Linked DNA regions of Homo sapiens: region 1 is linked to region 2. Evidence: chromatin loops called from intact Hi-C (ENCODE). Cell type or tissue: MCF 10A. All regions are shown on one strand. Region 1 overlaps RPS6KC1 (ribosomal protein S6 kinase C1). Region 2 overlaps TATDN3 (TatD DNase domain containing 3).

Region 1 (4,000 bases), 250 kb after region 2:
GAGAAAAACATAAATTGTGAAATTTAAAGTACATTTGAATAGACCTTGCTGTGAGTGATCATGTGCTATTTTTGGGGGGTGGATTATTAGTGGATTGGTTATCCATGACTTTTCTTCTCAATACATTTCATAAAAATGTAAGAACGGCGGGGCGCAGTGGCTCACGCCTGTAATCCCAGCACTTTGGGAGGCTGAGACGGGCAGATCACGAGGTCAAGAGATTGAGACCATCCTGGCCAACATGGTGAAACCTTGTCTCTACTAAAAATACAAAAATTCGCTGGGCATGGTAGCACATGCCTGTAGTCCCAGGTACTCGGGAGGCTGAGGCAGGAGAATCACTTGAACACAGGAGGTGGAGGTTGCAGTGAGCCAAGATCGCGCCACTGCACTCCAGCTTGGGTGACAGAGCAAGACTCTGTCTCAAAAAAAAAAAAAAAAAAAAAAAAAAGAAACACTTATAAGAAGCAAAATTAGTCATACTATGTGAAATACTATACTTTTGGAAAGGTGTGTGAGGGGACAGGCTGGTATTTGAAAGTAATAGCTAAAATCAAAGATTTGAATAATGTATAGTTGTTAGTTACCTGTTATAGTCTCTTATACTGAATCTGTGTTGTCTAATTTGGTAGCCATTAACCACATGTAGCTATTTTGATTTAAATTTAAATTAAGGCTTACAGTGGTTCTCACTTATAATCCTAGCACTGTGGGAGGCTGAGGCGGGAGGATTGCTTGATCCCAGGAATTTGAGAGCAGCCTGGGCAACATAGGGAGACCCCCATCTCTACCAAAAAAAAAAAAAAGTGTATATATGTGTGTGTGTGTGTGTGTGTGTGTGTGTGTGTGTGTGTGTATGCCGACTGTGGTGTGCCTATAGTTCCAGCTACACAAGAGGCTGAGGTGGGAGGATCAGTTGAGTCCAGGAGTTTGAGGCTGCAGTGAGCTATGATCATGCCATGGCACTCTAGCCTAGGTGACAGAGTGAGACCCTGTCTCTTTAATACAAAAATTTTTTTGAATTAATTTAAATGAAATAAAATTAATGTAGTTTCTCAAAGTAGCCATATTTCAGTGGCTCAGTAGCCACACACATGTGGCTAGTGGTGGCTGTGTTGAACACTGCAAATAGAGAACCTTTTTTTCCGTTATCACAGAAAGTTCTATTGCATAGCACTGTAGTATAAATTAATGACAATTACTACAAGATTTCACCAAGTTTATATATTCTGAAAGTTGGAGAATAGAGTGCAAGATATTTGTTCTCTGGAATTCTTAGGTGGGACCTTTTACAATGGTTAACCTGTCTGGTAGGGGACAGGAAACTTTTAAATTATAGAGTTCTTGCTGTGTCCTTATTTGTTGTTCACAACAGCCAGGCCAGGCAGTTAGTATTATCTCCGTTTTATCGATGAGATCAAACCTGTAAGAGGAACTGTAATTTGAACCAAGGTTTGTCTGACTTTACATCCTCTATTTTTTGTTCTTATTTTGGACTTTAGGGGTGTTGCTGAATGGATTATAATCCCTAGTTCATGGTGTATTGTCATTAGATATCAAAGACCCTTTTCTTCCTCACACTCCTAGGCAACCATTTTAATGTGTGTTTGATTTATCTTTTTTTAAAATTTTTTTTAAAGTGAAAGCAAGTTTATTAAGAAAGTAAGGGAATAAAGAATGGCTACTCCATAGGCAGAACAGCCTGATTTATCTTTTTGTTTATTTTTGCAAAATACACCATTGTAGCTTCAAAACCGTTAATTTGACACTTACATGGATGGTACCGTATTATGTAATCTAATGTGAGATTTTCCTAATTTAGGATGCTGTTTGATGATTTAAACACCTAGCCTTTTCAAAAGTTTTGTGAAAAAAATCTTTTTACCTGGTGTTAGACTTTTTGGCCTTTGTCATCAGGGAAGTCTGAAGGAATCTCTCCTTTTCCTCTTTGCTTAGGGAGTATTGATAGAAGGATTATTTGTCCCTGAATGTTTGTAAATAATTTATATTACTTTTGTTTTCTTCATCATAGGTAGCCAGTGATTACTTCTCATACTTCTCACATGTTGTGTCCGAGCATTGTAGCTGCTTTTTTTTAATTGAAAGTTTTATTGTGCTAATTGTAGATTCATATACAGTTGTAAGAAATAATGTAGGGAGATCCCTTGTACACTTTGCCTAAGTGCAGCTGCTTTTTATGCTTCTAATTTGTATATAGGCTTGCTGGGAAGGGGAGATGTGAACAAACTTGTTAGAATTATGTTAATTAAGTAAGAGTAAAGGCCAGATGCTTTTTCTTAAGAATGTAGTGAATATATGAACTTTAGCATGTGGACTTACTTTTAGCTGTTTTTTTGCTTAATTTTTAGTATTGTTAAAATAACATTTTTAGCCAAATTAAATTTAACAGAGTTTAATTGAGCAAAGAATGATTCACAAATTGGTCAGCCTCCTCAGCCAGTGTAGGTCCAGAGAGACTCCAGCGCAACCATGTGGTGGAAGATTTATGGACAGAAAAAGGAAAGTGATGTACAGAAAAGGAAACTGAAACAGCTGTATTGGTTCCAACTAAGCATTTGCCTTATTTGAACACTGTTTGAACAGTTGGCTCTCTTTGGCCAAAACTTGGTGATTGGCGCCAGAGTAGGTTACAGTCTTTACACATCTATTTACATATCTATTTCTCTTTCATTATGTACAGAGAAACTTTTAGGCCAAACTTAAAATATGTAGCCTAAGGGAGGTAACTTTAGGTTAAACTTGATTTAACAGTATGAATTTCAGATAGTGAAGTTATTATATAGCTGAGTTTTGGATAAATGATATAGTGTTTATTTTTTTAAGCAAATTGAATTTTTCATACAAATACTATTGGAAGTTAATTATACAAATATGAAATCTTAAATTTTGATAATGATTAGAGATTTCTATGTATGTTTTGTTTTAGGTTGTTTCACGAAGAAATCCAGAGGATGTCCAGGAGGTAACATTTATATGAAGATTTTATTTTATGTATTTGATAAAAATTTAACTAAATGCTTTTTTGAGGAAATTGCCTGAATCATTTGTACATCAACCTCTTTTTTTTGAGACGGAGTTTCGCTCCTGTTGCTCAGGCTGGAGTGCAGTGGCGCAATCTCGGCTCACTGCAACCTCTGCCTCCTGGGTTCAAGTGATTCTCCTGCCTCTGCCTCCCGAGTAGCTGGAATTACAGGCATCTGCCACCACACTCAGCTATTTTTGTATTTTTAGTAGAGATGGGGTTTTACCACGTTGGCCAGGCTGGTCTCGAATTCCTGACCTCAGGTGATCCACCTGCCTCAGCCTCCCAAAGTGCTGGGATTACAGACGTGAGCCACTGTGCCTGGCCTGTACATCAGTCTTTATATGTTTGCGTGAAGATTGTCTTCATTTCACAAAACAGTAGCTGAAGTGTCCTATTTGAGACCTACTAAGTAATTGTTAAGTTTTAGTAGGTGTTAAGTTATATAAATAAGAATTTAATGAATTATGGTGCTGTTTACTAAGTGATCATTGTTCTGGTAACTAGTGTTTACAAGATTTCAGTATCACTTAAGGGCCCCTATTTACCCATTTCAAGATCATAATGCCTGTGTAATAAAAAGTATTTGGTAACTAATATTTATTTTAAAGATTCTAACAGTAAATTATGGGTCTCTGCCTACTTTCACTTTTAGATTGAATTGACATGTTGACATCTTGGAAAACTGCTTTAGGCATAGATATTTCTTTTTTTTTAAACTTTAAGTTAGTAAGTTCTTTTGCAGATTCTTCTGTGCATTTTTTCATTTTTTTTCCTTCTTTCTATAATGGTACCAGCCTGTTATGTTTTGCTTAAAATTGTGGAATTCTCTATTTGTATTTACTTTGTGCTTGTTGTGTATCTTTAGGAATCCTTACTGAGGAGCTTGCTGCTTTGAATGTTTCTTGATTTATTTTCATTTTAGTCCCTGCTCAATTTCACTAAGACTAGAAGGAC
Region 2 (4,000 bases):
ACTAGCAGTATCTGGTATACAGTAGGTATTCAATGAGTGTTCATTTTTCTTCTTTTAATTAGCATGTTATAATGAAGTTCTATTTCTTTCAATACAAGTATTGATATAATCATGGGTTTATTTATATGATCTTTGCTGTTAGTATCTCTTTTTGTTATTGTAGGCCACAAAGAATCATATTTTAAATTTCACTCTCTTTCATATTGCTACTATTTTAAATTATAATTTTCTGAAAGTAAGCCACAGTATATGCTTTATTTGCTTTAGGCAGTACCTATTACAATGACCTCCCAATGTGCAGTTTAATAAGTGCCTTTGACTACCCATCAGATCTGTGTCTCTATGCCTGCCAAATTCAGAGAATTGGCACTCAAAATTTAGAGGTTTGGGAACAGTAGCAATTATTATCCGTTTATTCAGAAACTATGATTATATGTGATTGCAATGTGAATTTTACTAACTGATGTTCAATTAATGTTTCTATTTTTATTTTCTTTCTTTTCTTTTTTTTTTTTTTTTTGAGACAGGGTCTACTCTGTCACCCAAGCTATAGTGCAGTGGCGTGATCACAGCAACCTCGACTTTCTGGGTTCAGATGATTCTCCATCAGGCATGTGCTACCATGCCTGGCTACTTGTTTTTGTTTTTGTTTTTGTTTTGTTTTTGAGACAGAGTCTTGCTCTGTCGCCCAGGCTGGAGTGCAGTGGCGCAATCTCAGCTCACTGCAACTTCCGCCTTCTGGATTCAAGCAATTCTCCTGCCTCAGCCTCCCTAGTAGCTGGGATTACAGGCTTGTGCCACCACGCCCGGCTGATTTTTGTATTTTTAGTGCACATATATTTCATAAAAACAGGATTAACTTGGACATATTATTTTATAACTGATCTTTATGTGGTAAACCTCTGTATATATATTTTTTTTGTTAATTTTTTTTTTAATAGAGACAAGGTCTCACTATGTTGCCCAGGCTGGTCTCAAACTCCTAAGCTCAAGTGATCCTCCCACCTCGGCCTTCCTAAGTGCTAAGATTACAGGTGTAAGCCACTGCACCTGGCTGAACCTCTGTATATATTAATAAACATACTTTTCTTCATCATGTTTAATAACTGCATAATATTCCAGTATGTGAGTTTACCATATTTAACTTGCTATTGGTCATCTAGATTGTATTATAAACAACATGATTAACATAAATCTCTATGCCCATTTTTAATTTTTTTGGGCTACATTACCAAAGTGCATTTTAAAAATTTTAACAATAATGTTATTCTTCTGAACATTATCATCCTGAGTAGATACTTATTGATAGTAACAATAATAATTTATTTCATAAAATCTAAATGCTACTGATTGTAGAGGCACCATTGTTTACCATTGTTTTATGACCATTAAGAAAGAAAAAACACTGCCAGTTATACTATGAAATACCACTGAATCTAAATGAAATATACTGTATCAATTTCAGAGATGTTAAAATAGGAGAGGAAATGCATCTTAGAATCAGTGAAATGCCAGTACATAATCTATTTCATCTTTCCAATACATGTTGGCAATTCTTGAATCAAACTGTCATGTAGCCTGTGAGGTAGGCGGCCAAGCAGCAGAGCAGTGACCTTTTACAAGCATTCACCTAAGCAACAAACCAAAGGACAATTAATCCATTAGTCAGGCAGGTTACCAGGTGTTCACTGTTTGCAGACTGCTTCATGTGCTAGGAGCTAGGGACTTCAATTGTAAATACCCCAGGGTTCTTTTCAGGAGCAGCACAGATTTACAATCAACATTGCAGCCACACCTCCCTCCCAGCCCTCATCCCCACCTAAAAAGAAAAAAATTAAAAAGGAGCCCATCAGTTGTTTTTACCAACTCATTTTCTTCTATCTATAGTCTCCAAGGATCTGCTTCCCTTCAGTGTCATGTTTGACATGGTGTCTGCTGTCTTGTTTCAGGTACGGAATGAGCCCTGGAACATTTCTATTTCAGCAGAATATATTGCCCAGGTGAAAGGGATCTCAGTGGAAGAAGTTATAGAAGTGACGACACAGAATGCATTAAAACTGTTTCCTAAGCTCCGACACTTGCTCCAGAAATAGCTTCAAAACCATCCATTACAAAATCGAATCAACTGCAGGGGGCAGCATTTGAAAAATAGAAATGTTCTGATGAAGAATCTGAACTGAAGAAGCTGTTTTATAGGGTTATAGAAGATTGTAATTGTAGAGAAATATTTCTCTTAGAAATAAAACTGGGCTTGGATCCTGAAACCCTGGGTTCTGATTCTAGCCTTGTGCTGCTTTTCAATTAGCCGAGTTCTGGCAGGATATTGGGAAAATACTGCTACTTCTTACATTGCCCTTTTATATAGAACCACCACCTGAACTGAAACCATTGCTACTGGGAAGGGTGGCTCCCACAGGAAGAGTATAAGCACTACTGTGATGAGGATGGAGTAAGCTAAAGTATACTTTTTTTTTTTTTTGATGGAGTTTCGCTGTTGTTGCCCAGGCTGGAGTGCAATGGCACGATCTTGGCTCACTGCAACCTCCACTTCCCAGGTTCTAGCGAGTCTCCTCCCTCAGCCTCCCAAGTAGCTGGGATTACAGGCATGTGCCACCATGCCCAGCTAATTTTGTATTTTTAGTAGAGACAGGGTTTCTCCATGTTGGTCAGGCTGGTCTCGAACTCCCGACCTCAGGTGATCCGCCCGCCTCGGCCTCCCAAAGTGCTGGGATTACAGGCATGAGCCACTGCGCCAGCCTAAAGTGTGTTCTTACCACCTATTTTTCTTCCCATAGGAGTTAGCCAGTGAAGGGAGAATGTCTGGTTTTCTATGCTGTCAGAAATCTCTTTTCTAGGTTTGTAAAATTGAACTTTTAGTACTTCGAATTATTTCTCTTTAAGATAAAAATGCATACGATTTTTACACTGATCTTAGATTTTTGACTTATGAGGCCAGTGGTTTAAACAATCATTATTGAATACCAAGCCCAAAAGTTTAGTTAATACACCAATTGTAAGTTCTGGTCTGAATTTTGTCAACATATTTAGAATGTAAATGGCATTATTAAAAATGTATCTGATTTCTCTGTGAACAGTAATATTTCATATTTTTAAGTTTAAAAATGTTAGTGTAAGCCAGGCACAGTGGCATTCACCTGTAGTGCCAACCACTCAGGAGGCTGAGATGGGAGACCTTTTAAGCCTGAGTTTGAGTCAGGCCTGGGCAACATAGATGTGAGCACCTATCTCTAAAAATGTAAATAAATAAAAATCTCAAAAAAATTAAAAATCTCAAGTGTAAAAACAGTTCTGTAGATAGATGGTAGTGATGGTAGCACATCAATGTGAAGGTATTTAATGCCACTGAACTGTACACTTATAACGAATTAGGATAAATTTTATGTTATGTGTATTTACTACAATTTTTTAAAAATCGTATATGTAGTTTAACAGGTGTGGTCAATATCAAAACTTAGGTATTTAATCTTGTTAAATTATATAAGCAGAAAATGCTGGAAAAAGTACCTGTCATAGAAAAAAATAAACTTCCTAAATCAAAGTGATTTTATGAAATGATCTTCAATAAATATTTTGAAATGAATTCATTTATGGAAGAATCAAAACTAGGTCAGATTGTCCAAACCAGACTAAGAAACTGAATAGGGTATTTTATGAGGTATTTAATGACTCATCAGCACCATTTTAAATGAAATTCCTACATTTAACAGGAGATTATATTAAAACTGGACTTTTAAGCTCTCTTCCAACTCTGTATTTCTTTTCCCTATTTCCTACCTTCTGTACACATACCCTTTGTCAGACTCTTACCATTAAATCGTTTAAGGTTCAAGTTAAATTACTTCATCTTGCCTCATCACCCAGCCAGACATGATCTTTGCCCTCTAAATTGTTTAGCCATTTTCTTCATGTATTCATCCATTTGTTTGTTTCAGTTATTAAGCCCCTCCTCCTATAGGCTGCCCACTAGTCTAGGTTCCTA

What was found. Peaks named below come from ENCODE experiments on the same cell type or tissue, not always from the same donor. Only the 100,000 strongest peaks of a DNase experiment are listed, where the experiment ranks them.
Region 1: a loop joins it to region 2, with 4 times the contacts of the local background. A loop is called at or near these places in 2 of 110 quality-filtered maps.

Annotation. Positions count from the first base shown.
Region 1 is chr1:213,068,059-213,072,058 of GRCh38, forward strand. It overlaps RPS6KC1 (ribosomal protein S6 kinase C1), which reads left to right. Exons shown (of 15, transcript NM_012424.6): 2 at 2,948-2,983. Among named protein-coding and RNA genes, the nearest start is that of RPS6KC1, 19 kb to the left of the region's middle. RefSeq lists an enhancer at 2,383-2,682. In MCF 10A, a CTCF peak has its summit at 2,501; a DNase peak (open chromatin) is centred at 2,493.
Region 2 is chr1:212,813,064-212,817,063 of GRCh38, forward strand. TATDN3 (TatD DNase domain containing 3) reads left to right here. Exons shown (of 10, transcript NM_001042552.3): 10 at 1,950-3,767. The coding sequence ends at 2,093. Among named protein-coding and RNA genes, the nearest start is that of TATDN3, 23 kb to the left of the region's middle. In MCF 10A, a CTCF peak has its summit at 2,124 (motif pointing right); a DNase peak (open chromatin) is centred at 2,128.